2 separate regions of the Homo sapiens genome follow, and region 1 is linked to region 2. Evidence: read pairs that join two places in POLR2A ChIA-PET (ENCODE). Cell type or tissue: HCT116. All regions are shown on one strand. Links, peaks and the distances in the headings refer to the core of each region. The heading gives the core; the rest is flanking DNA.

Region 1 (6,236 bases), core at 1,245-3,744, 64 kb before region 2:
TCGACTGTTAAAACATAATTCAACCAACGTAACAGTAGTTAAAAACACTTAAGCAAAGAAATGTTAATTAATTTTAATTGACTACTATTTTATTTTTATGTTCAAACTAGAGGTAATGTATATACTTCTTTTATATTTTCTAAACATATTTTTCATTTCTATAAATCTGAATCACACTAATTTCCAGGACCATCTTTATTCCAAAATGTGATAGATTTCTGGCTAATGAGGTATTGTATTTTTTGCTAATATAAGCTAATAAATAGTAAGTTTACTAAATTATGCACCATTTATGGGGCTTCGTTAATTGTAAAATAAATAAAATAAATAAATTAATTAATTAAATGTTTCCTTAGTTAGCAGAGTACCTGGAGTTATTCTGGATTAATTACCATAGATTTGGAAGATCACAAAGGAAGGTCTATGAGGATTCTTTTTCATTCTTATGTAAAATACTATGCTGAGTATGAATGGAGAAATGTGAGACAAAGTGCAACTTATAGAAAAGATGTGTGATTGCATTTTTTCTTTTTAATTTTTATCGAACCACTCAAGATAATAAATTATATATAGTTGATTTTTACTGTATTGTCATGCTTATGCATCACATTAAATCCATGTATAGACCTTATTTGTTTCTTACATTAGCCACCAATGTGGTGATCAGGATTGTGCAGACTTCATCTAACTTCAAGATGATGAAACTGACATTTTCTCATTTCAGGCCAAAATCATCTTTTCACTTTTCTCCCTGGGGTTTCTCTTTTGATATCATCTTCTATCTGGAGGTATAGGGCAATAAAAGCCTCATAAGCCAATAGGAACTTGTGGATAAATATCTCTTTTTCTTCCAGATGGACAAAACTGAAATCAGTTTTATAGGTATACTAAGATGGTCTCAAATGATTAAAGAATCTGCTGCACATATTAGTGACTAACTCCACAATATCCCGGAATTGGCTCTCCATCTTTTTCTGTTTCATTCACACTGTCCCACATTCTAATCCTTGGGATTAAACTTCTCATTAGGTATTGTGTACACAAATCTTCATCTCAATCTATGATATCTGGCAGAATTTATGCTGATAACTATACTTTCTAAAATTCAAATATGCCATAATGTTTACAGGATGGTTTAATTAGTTGTAACATATTTACTGAAGTAGGCTTAAAATTAAATTTTCCCAATTAAGTATAAAAAATTAATTACACTCTTAGAAAATTCAAGTCCATTATTCACTTTTTTGTTAGATAAATACATTTATCAAATTTATATAAATTAGAATATATGTATTTTATCTGCTTTAAGTATCTATTATAACCTGTTGATTATTTTAATAACAATTTTCAAAAAGCAGGACCAATGTAAAAGAAATTAAGAGGATATTTGCACCAACAAAAACTCATGCAAAATAGCAACTCTATGTAAAAAAAAATTGTTTATTTAAATTCATGGAAATAATAGCTTCTAAAGTTTTCACAGGACTGAGGCATCTCCTTTTAGGTTTCAGCTGATATGATGTCATACATGAAGCCTATCCATACAAGTTCAGGCATACTTATATTATCCAATAATAGCTCTTCAATTTGCCTTGTTTATACCTGCAATATGGCAATTGTCAATTTCTTGCTTGGCTATTGGCTCCTTTTCATTATTAAATGTGTGACACTTATCAAATCATTTGAAAAGTTTTATAAATAGTAGATAATTGCATATTTGAGAACATAGAGATACTTCATGTAATATTTTAATTGCTTTCCCTCACGTAATTTTCATTTTTATTCTAAGTCAGTTCCAGCAGCAGTTAAGCCTGTTTCATGATCTTCTACCTTGATCTCAGTGTTCCCATCTGTCCTGCCTAACTTTATTTTCCCCATTATTAATGAATAGTAGAAAGGGTAAACTTTTTCAAAATTGAATTCCTCCAGGCTGGCCTCCCAGAGTAACACTGGAATCTTTAAAAGATCTATGATAAGAGTCTCAGACTAATGTCAATACTCGATGCAAGCTGAGATGGCAAATTGAGATAGTGAGCCTCTGGGATGCTCAAACTGTAAGCTTTTAAGAAAATTTGTTTTTGTTTTTGCTTTTTGCGAGACAGGGAGAGGCTGATGTTTCTCCAGACGTACAACTTAAAAAACCCACAATTCAAGGACAGCAATCCCTTTCCAGAAATCTGGTATGTGCCACTACCACGTTTGTAATCTTGCTGAGAAGTTACCAAGCAAGTAGAGAACTGCCTACCTGCCACTGTTCTTTGAGTTTCTCTCAATAAACTTGGTTTCAGAAGCCTGTATAAAGAGGCTGTCCTTTCTCCACTGCGCATTTTTAGCACCCTTGGCAAAAAGCAGCTGGCCATCTATGTAAGGGTTTATTTCAGGCCTCTCTATTCTGTCTCATTGGTCTATGTGTCTATTTTTACATCAGTACTGTGCTTTTTTGATACCTATACCTTTGTAATATAGTTTGAAGTCAGTTAATGTGATGCTTCCAGCCTTTTTTTTTTTTTTTTTTTTTTTTTTTTTTTTTCTCAAAATGGCTTTGGCTATACTGGGTCTTTTGTGGTTCCCTATAAATTTTAGAATTGATTTTTCTATTTCTGTAAAAAAAGTTCCATTGAGATTTGGATTGCATTGATATCTGTAGCTTGCTTTTGGGTAGTATAGACATTTTAACAATATTAATTCTTCCAATCCATGAACATCAGCTCAGTTTTCTTTCCATTTATTGTCTCTTTTAATTTTTTTCATCAGTGATTTATAGTCTCAGTGTACAAGTGTTTTACCTCACTGCCTAAAGTATTCCTAAGTATTTTTCATTATTTTTAATGCCATTATAAATGGGATTTTTTCTTTATTTCCTCTTAAGGGTTGGGGAAACTGAATATCCACATGCAAAAAAATAAAACTGGACCCTTATCTTACACCATACACAGAAATCCATTCAAACTATATTAAAGATTTAAACACAAGACATAAGTTCTAGCACAATAAACCTCCTAGAAGAAAACATAGGGGGAAAGCTTCATGGTATTGGGCTTGTCGATGATTTTTTGGGTATGCTGCTAAATGAATAAGCAACAAAAGCAAATTTAGAGAACTAAAACCATATCAAACTAGAAAGCTTATGTACAACAAAGGAAATAATTAACAGGGTAAAAATGCAACTTACTGGATGACAGAAAATAATTTGCCTTGGATTGCTTAACAGACATCTAAGTGAGTGTTTCTATTTTTCTACTTCCCAGTCACTTTCCAATCTTCACCAATTCAACATCTCTCAAGATTCCAATAAAATGGCTCTCCTGAGTGTACTAATAAGTATTCATTTAAATATACAATTCTGTATAGAATTCAATATAGAATAAACAATTCTAATGGACATTTCCTAGTTCTCATCAGTCTTAAATTCTTAGTAGCATGTAATTTTATGGACCATATTTTTTTGTTTCTGTAGGATCTGTGACTCTGTATAATCTTAATTTGCTTTCCCTCCTGTTTCTTGAAGACAAAATAGGAATATATGGAGTCACAGGTCCTATGGAAACAAAATTCTTAGTGTAATTTTTGGATTCATAACTTACTGCTTTCTTATCAGTTAGGTCCAACAAAGAAAAAGGAACCAAACCGTAATTTGAATGCAGAAAGCTTAATATAATATTCACTCTGAGATGTTTTGGGTTTTACTAGGCCCTGGTTATTATCTCTTTTATAAATATGAACACAGAGAAATGCATCTTCACCAAAAGAAGATCAATGATGCAAGAGTGATGCTAAATGAAAACTGGATGTAATCATTAGAATTGATGAGAATATAGCTAGTGAAAAACATGATGGTGAATAGAAGAGCTTCATCAAAAATGCTGGGTGTTCTTTATGAAGTTTTGTCCCATTGTATTTATGTTGGAATATAGTTTTTATTATTTGAATTACCTCAATTTCTGTAAGTGCATAAGTCTATATATTTTGTGTAGGTACATGTATACATATATTTGTGTTTATATATATAATTAATTAACAGTAGTGCTTATAACACTCAAAACAATATGCTATTATTCAATTTTCAGCTTTTTGCCTCTGCCAATTTTCAGTGTTTATACAAATAAACTTCAAGTCTTATATAATAGGCAGAAAATAATGACTTCCATAATTTTTAAGGATATATTAAAGTATAGGAATCATTACATCAACCACATGTTAAAACAACTTTCTAATGCCTCTGTGTGCTGTGCATTGTCTTCATAAAGCATGAGGTGCATCTAAATCATGTATCACCTTTTGGGTCGATGCAGTGGCTGATGCCTGTAATCCCAGCAACTTGGGAGGCTGAGGCAGGTGGATCACTTCAGCTCAGGAGGTTGAGAAGAGCCTGGGCAACATGGGAAAACTCCGTCTCTACCAAAAAATCATTAGCCAGGAATGGTGGTACATGCCTAGCATTGCAGCTACTTGGGAGGCTGAAGCAGGAGGATCACCTGATCCCCAGGAATTGAGGCTGCAGTGAATTGTGATGGTGCCACTGCACTCCAGCATAGGCAACAGAGTGAGACCCTGTCTCAACAAATAAATAAATAAATAAACAAACCACCTTTTCACTTTCATAAAATAGAAGTTCTCAACACTAAATAACATTTTATAGATGAAATACTTGAAGTAACATTTGTGATACTGGTAAAATTATTTATTTATTTTCAAGAGAATTAAATCATTTCTTGATTACACATGATAATGGATGATACACAAGCTTCATTCCCATCTATAATTTTATCTGGTACCATTATTTGATTTAGATATATTGCATAGGATTTGCCAACAATGATTTTTATAACCAATAATTCCATGATTTTGCTTGAGTAATCCCTTTTAATGGCAAACTTCAGGTCACAACAGTAACTATCAGTTCAACTACACCAAGGTTTCTGAAGACAATGGCTTCTCCACCCAAGCTATTGGTATATACATTCCAAATAGAACCTGGCATCACCTTGAAGGAATTCAAACTTCACACTCTTGGGGAAATTTACAAAAATGGCTTCGGAGTAGACTAACTTTACATGGTATATTTTTTAAAAGTCATTTATTCAGCATCATGATCAGACTATTACATTTAGCAATCAACAGCATGGGTGCCAAAAAAAAAAATCTACATTAAAACCCTTTGTTGGAATGTTTTACATTTTCCACAGAACAGAAACTAAAATAGCCTGTTATACAATTAGTCACAAATACAGTCCTCGAGTTTTTTGCCCATACACAGCAGTATTTGTCTAAAACTGTCTTCATTGGACCTGCCACCACTGTGCTTGGCTGAGTTCACAAACCTTTTGTAACCTGCAGCTTCCCTGACACTTCTCTGGCTCTCCTCTCTTGCTAAGCTTTGTTTTCTAAGTAAAATCTTCTGCCACAGCCATAGCTACTGCCACTACTGAAACCGCCAGAGCCACCTTGGTTTTGTGGTTTGGCAACGTATTGGTCTCCACCACCATAGGGGCCAGAGCTTCTGCCTCCAAAGTTTCATCCTTTCATGGGTCCAAAATTTGAAGACTGATTGTTGTAATTGTCAAAATCATTGTAGCTTCCACCATGTCCAAAATTGCTTCCATTTTTACCATATCCATTGTAGCCATCCTCACTGCCACCATATCCACCACCAACACAGTTGCCACCAAAGCCACCACTACCACTGAAGTTTCCTCCATGAACAAAGTTGTCATTCCCACCAAAATCACCTCCACAACCACCACCAAAGTTTCCAGAACCACTTCAACCTCTTTGGCTGGATGAAACACTAGCCATCTCTTGCTTTGACAGGGCTTTCCTAACTTCACAGTTGTGGCCATTTACAGTATGGTATTTCTGAATGACAGTCTTATTCACGGAGTCATGTTCATCAAAGGTTACAAAGGCAAAGCCTGTTTCCCTGCCACGGCCTCTGTCAGTCATGATTTCAATCACTTAATAATCTTTTAGATGATGTTCTTCAGTGTCTTCTTTAATGCCACCAACAAATATCTTTTTCACAGTTAAGTGGGCACCTGGTCATTGAGAGTCTTCTCTTGAGTCAGCTCCTTTTGGTTCCACAACTCTTTCATCCACCTTGTGTGACCTTGCATTCATGGCTGCATCCACCTCCTCCACAGTGGCATTTGTGACAAACCCAAAGCCTCAGGAGTGCTTGGTGTTTGGGTCTCTCATTATCACACAGTCTGTGAGCTTTCCCCATTGCTCAAAATGGC
Region 2 (6,236 bases), core at 1,654-4,153:
CAAGACTTTGTTGATTTGACTTGCTCTAACCAGGAGTCACAAGCAAATAAAATTAGACACATGGAGATAAAGACATATTATCTAAATGTACATTGATTTTACAAAATAATAATTTTCTAATTTGAGGCATTAAATAAATAGAATAGAAATAAAATAGCAGGTAAAAACAGCACATATTTTGGTGAAGGTTATAATTATTAATAGAGACAAAGATTTCTTTTTATACTTATTGATATGGTTTGGCTGTGTCCCCACCCAAATCTCATCTTGAATTGTCACTGTCACAATTCCCATGTGTTGTTGGAAGAACCCATGGGAGGGGATTAAATTATGGAGGTGAGTCTTTCTTGTGCTGTTCTTGTGATAGTGAATGAGTCTCAGGAGATTTGATGGTTTTTAAAATGGGAGATTCTCTGCACAAGCTCTCTTTTTGCCTGCTGCCATATGCATAAGATGTGACTTGCTCCTCCTTGCCATCTGTCATGTTATGAAGCCTGTCCAGCCACGTGGAACTGGGAGCCCAATTAAACCTCTTTCTTCTGTAAATTGCCCAGTCTTAGGTATGTCTTTATCAGCAACATGAAAATAGACCAATACAGTAAATTGGTACCAGTAGAATGGAGTGCTGCTGAAAAGATACCCGAAAATGTGGAAGCCACTTTGGAACTGGGTAACAAACAGGGGCTGAACAGTTTGGAGGGCTTAGAAGAAGACAGGAAAATGTGGGAAAGTTTGGAATTTCCTACAGACTTGTTGAATTGCTTTGCTTCCTAGATACTTGTTTGAAAATGCTGTTAGTGATAAAGTCAATGAAATCCAGGCTGATGTGTTGGTCCCAGATAAAGATGAGGAACTTGTTGGAAACTGCAGCGAAGGTGACTATTGTTATGTTTTGGCAAAGAGACTGGCAGCATTTTGCCCCTGCCCTAGAGATGTGTGGAACTTTGAACTTGAGAGTGATGATTTAGGGTATCTGGAGGAAGAAATTTCTAAGCAGCAAAGCGTTTGAGAGTTGACTTGAGTGCTATTAAAGGTATTCAGTTTTTTTTTTTTTTTTTTTTGAGATGGAACCTCGCTCTGTTGCCCAGGCTGGAGTGCAGTGGTGCAATCTTGGCTCACTACAAACACTGCCTCCCAAGTTCAAGCAGTTCTCCTGCCTCAGCCTCCTGAGTAGCTGCGGTTACAGGTGTGTGACACCACACCCGGCTAATTTTTTGTATTTTTAGTAGAGATGGGGGTTTCAGCATTTTAGCCAGGATGGTCTCCGTCTCCTGACCTCGTGATCTGCCTGCTTCAGCCAAGGCAATTAGTTTTATAAGGGAAGCAGAGAATAAAAGTTCAGAAATTTTGCAGCCTGATAATACGACAGAAAAGAAAATCTTATTTTCTGAGGAGAAATATAAGCCAGCAGCAAAAAATTTGCATAAGTAACAAGAAGCCAAATATTAATCTCCAAGACAATGGGGAAAATATCTCCAGGGTATTTCAGAGGTCTTCACAAGGTAGCCCCTCCCATCACAGGCCTGGATGCCTAGGAGGCCTAGGGCTGGGCCCAGGGTAATTAGCATATCCATCTTCTCAAACATTAATTATTGCTTTGTGTGGAGAATGTTCAATGCCCTCCTTTTAACTCTTTGAAACTATTTAATATATTATTGTTAACTGTAGTCATCCTACGGTGCTATAGAACACTAGAACTTATTCTTCCTATCTAGCTGTAATTGTTATTAATTTTTAAGGGGTCTTGGTATATTTTGCATATTAGTTTTTATCAGATGAGTGTTTTGTAAAGACTGTATCATGATCTGTGGTTTGTCTTTTTATTCTCTTAGCATTTTTTTTTACAAGAGAGAAGTTTTTTAAAACATTTCTTAAATATTGTATACTTCACCAACTTTCAGGATCATTATTAGTCATTGCTGCATTTTATGTGTGTAGTTCAAATGATAATATGTGTAAAAGAAAATAGAATTTTAACAGTAAGTTTTTACAGATTTTAACTTCAAGTTACATATTTGAAGTTGAATATTTGGATATTAAGAATCTCAATGAAACCCTTGCTTTTACTGTGAACATTGTTTTACTTTAAACCTCATAATAACTCCTGTCAAAAATAAAATTAGGTCAAATTAGATAATTTTTAAAGTTTATTGTGCATACAAAAGAACAGTTTGCTAACCAGGAAACCATAAAGTGAAAATGGTAAGAAGCACCACTTATAGCAATAATAACATAATATATCAAGCAAAAAACAGGAAGTATTTTGCCCTGTTTTGCAAGGTAGTAGTATGCTGTTCAGAAAGCATTGCAGATAGTGTCATTAATCATGTAGGAAACAATATAAAATCAAATTCTGGTGTGTTGGCAAAGGTTTAACAACCAATTCTACAAAAACAAAAACCAAACGGAAACAGAAGACTGCTTTGTAGAGTTTAATGATTTTTGTAGCGTGAGTACTTTCACCTTGGACTATTTCAGTCTGCTATATTTCAAGAAATATGAAGGATATTAGATTTTACCCTACTTGCAGTCAAATATGTTAGCATGTCATAGTTTCATGGTTGCTGGCAGAAGATATGAGACTCTGAGTCAGAGACAAAGGGCAGCTTATTATTCATAGTAACAGCAGTTGGCAGAGTATCAGAATTTGTGCCATTTCCCTAACCCCAAATCCCATAGGGTGAGATAAAGATCTAAGTAACACCTGCATGTGTGTTATGAAAGAAAATCCCTGAGTTTAGGGTACCTGAATTTTTCATAAGTAATTGGCAAAACAAAATTTTCCAAAAGGGAGACATTATCTCTACTATTCTGGAGAGTAAACAAGTCTGTCTTTTACTCAAATTTGTTTAGTCTTTTTTTCAAATTTGTTAACTATACAAACATCCTTAAAAAATTTTGTCATAGCAAAAGTCATCAGTACCCCTCTTCACAAAATACAGAAACTCAAGAAACCAACAAATAGTTGTTTTCCAATACCAATGTGATATCACTGAACATGGAATTGGAAAAATAAATGAACAGTTGCCTGTTGTGAGTCAGAATAATATGCTCCAGCATGTCACTACATTGGAATATTAAAATGCCATTTTTTATAGTTAGGTGAATAAGATAGATAGTGTAACAATTACAAGATATACATTATAATCATATTTATTTTTAACTAAAAAATTTATGTTAACCTTAAAGGAAAAAAAATGGTTATCTAATTCCTATTAGGAAAACATTAATAGAATAAGATATTAAATCAGTACAATATTAATTTATCATCCTGGCTGATACCAGAACTCAATAGGAAAATCGTTCAAATTCTTTGCAAATTCTGCATCACATATAAAGTGCTAAAGCATATTATATGATTTTAATATCATGGCTCTGTCCAAATAAAATATTTTGACATTGCCCAAATTCTAACATAAATGATTATAAAAGACCAAATATTAAACAAACACACTTGATTTGTTACTATTTATTTTCATGAGTTGTGTATGACTGTCTAGATAAATGTACTTTGGGAACATTGTATAGAGCTAAAAAATTGAAAAAATACTTAGTAAATTATGATTTATTCAATTAGTTAATTCATTCGTGAGTTTCCTTAGTTCTGTGTTTCCTTATGTCATCACATTTGTCACAGTGAGTGGTGATTATCCATGTAACTGTATGTTTTTCTACCTATTCCAAGGCCTTTAACCAGAGCCGCACATCAGAATGAATTAGATGATTTGAAGCACACACATGCACATTTGCGTACACTTCTAGGCCTACCCTCAGAAACACAGTCAGTGGATCCAGGATATGGTAAGTGTATTTATATTTTTAAATTATCAGAAAAGTCTGACATACATCTTGGTTTAAAATAACTGAAATAACTGTCCTAAAATGTGTTATGGATAGCAGAAAAATTACTTACCCATCTGTGTTTCCCTTGTATCCATCATAGTGTTTCAAGAACAGTAAGTACTTACATATATCTGCTATTTCTTTCCAGCTCACATTGTTATAGTATACCATTGTTTTTCACATAGGCTTCTGAAACAGCTTCCTGAATGGAAATTACCATTTTATATTTTTAAATGTTCAAATATTAGCAGTTTCATATGGCCCAGCCTAAAAGAATACAATCCAAAATTTTTAACATGCTTGCTGTCTATGACTTACTGTTCATGACATAATGTTATATTCTTACAAACTTATCTCATGGAATTCTTTTTCTTTTTTTTTTTTTTTTTTTTTTTTTTTTTGAGACGGAGTCTCGCTCTGTCGCCCAGGCCGGACTGCGGACTGCAGTGGCGCAATCTCGGCTCACTGCAAGCTCCGCTTCCCGGGTTCACGCCATTCTCCTGCCTCAGCCTCCCGAGTAGCTGGGACTACAGGCGCCCGCCACCGCGCCCGGCTAATTTTTTTAGTAGAGACGGGGTTTCACCTTGTTAGCCAGGATGGTCTCGATCTCCTGACCTCATGATCCACCCGCCTCGGCCTCCCAAAGTGCTGGGATTACAGGCGTGAGCCACCGCGCCCGGCCATGGAATTCTTTTTCTATTATTTCCATACTGAGACATGTCTTATCGTCAGAACAATTTTATCCCAGATTCATGATTCACTAAATGCAATTCCTATTTTCTAGTTCTTTATTTCCCTTCCTTTATGTTTATCTCTTGCTCTCTATTAGTATGAGAATAATTTGTAAACATTATATCCAAATTGACTGTTTTCTGCCATGATTCCCTGTCTTTGCTCATTTATTTCCTTCAAAATTTGAAAGATTTATCTAAATTTATGATTTTTATTTTTATGGCTTTATTTCAAAATAAAAGTTTCATCTACATCTATTCATATAACTTGGAGGTAATTTTTGATATTTGTTTTACAATGTGTTCCAAAAGTATAGCGATGTCAGCAAATGGCAGATATTTCAATACTTATTTGTTTAATAAACAAACACATATTTTAAATATTTTGAGAATATAATTAAGCATGATGTTATTATATCACAAGATAATGTAATAAACGGTTTCAAAATAAAACTCTTGATATTTGGAAATGGTAACTCTTGTAGATCCCAAAAGCTGTCTCACACTTAATTCTTTTTTTAAAGGTTGAAAATAAAGAGAGATATTGATATTTTTTGGATTTCTCATATCATCAGTTTTATCTTTCCCAGAACTTAAGTATCCTCTGAAAGCCATAGATTAAGCTTCCGAATGAAATGCTCTCCCATTAAAAGAGGACTAGAATGTTTACCTACATAAAGTATTATTTCTATAGTTATAATTATATTTTACCAAAATGTTACTTCATGAGGTATAAAAAATATGTATAAGTCCTTACAGAAATGAAAGGTTGTGAAAAAAATACCAGCATTCAAACAGGAGTATTTCTAAGCACAAAGACAGTCATAGTATTACTTCTGATTATAGTATTATGGGTTAAAACTGAGATATGATTGAACTTGTAACTGGCATGTAAGACAGAGAACTTTTTATTTTTTCAAATTAGAATATTTCTGGGTGTGCTGGCTCATGCCAGTAATCCAAGCACTTTGGGAGGCTGAGACAGGAGAATCACTTGAGCAAAGGATTTGAGACCAGCCTGGACAACATAGTGAAATCCCATCTCCACAAAAAACAAAAATATTGACTGGGCAAAGTGGTGCACACCTATAGTCCCAACTACTCATGAGATTGAGGTGAGAGCACTGCTAGAGCCCAGGAGTTCAAGGCTACAGTGAGATATCATCACATCACTGCACTCAAGCAGCCTGGGCAACAGAACCAGACCCTGTCTTCAAAGCAAAACCGATCACACAACAACAAATTAGGATATGGACAGTTAGTATTCAAGTGCAAAAAAAAAAATCATCTGTGTAGTAGCTGCAAATCCTTATCTAAATAAAATATAGCCTATCTTTAGTTTTTTTCTGAACCTGACTAGGCTCCAACAATTAGTGATGATGATGAAAAAGTACATATAGATGTAACATGTGCTATATTTGACTTTATTTCAGCAAATAAAATATTTAGCAAGTAGTTTATCCTGGTACACCAGAGAATAATAAGATGATAATAGAATTAACAGTGCTCTGTTTATTTAGTCAAGAGCATTAGAAAGAATCTGGCCTAAAGGCCTAAATTTATAATATATTTTCTCAATCTCAAGCATATAGGTTAGTGCTTGTATTTTGAAGGAATAATAAAGCTTAAAGTGAACAGTGGTTTGCTTTATTAGTAAAATGC

Evidence for each region. ChIA-PET counts read pairs that join two places held together with the same protein. Peaks named below come from ENCODE experiments on the same cell type or tissue, not always from the same donor. Only the 100,000 strongest peaks of a DNase experiment are listed, where the experiment ranks them.
Region 1: POLR2A ChIA-PET joins it to region 2 with 5 read pairs; 2 of 35 experiments call an interaction of 5 or more read pairs at or near these places.

The regions. Positions count from the first base shown.
Region 1 is chr1:191,140,632-191,146,867 of GRCh38, forward strand. It overlaps the pseudogene HNRNPA1P46. Among named protein-coding and RNA genes, the nearest start is that of LINC01680, 85 kb to the right of the region's middle. In HCT116, for the core only: no CTCF peak of the experiment used is centred there; no DNase peak of the experiment used is centred there.
Region 2 is chr1:191,204,418-191,210,653 of GRCh38, forward strand. No RefSeq gene overlaps it. Among named protein-coding and RNA genes, the nearest start is that of LINC01680, 21 kb to the right of the region's middle. In HCT116, for the core only: no CTCF peak of the experiment used is centred there; a DNase peak (open chromatin) is centred at 2,624.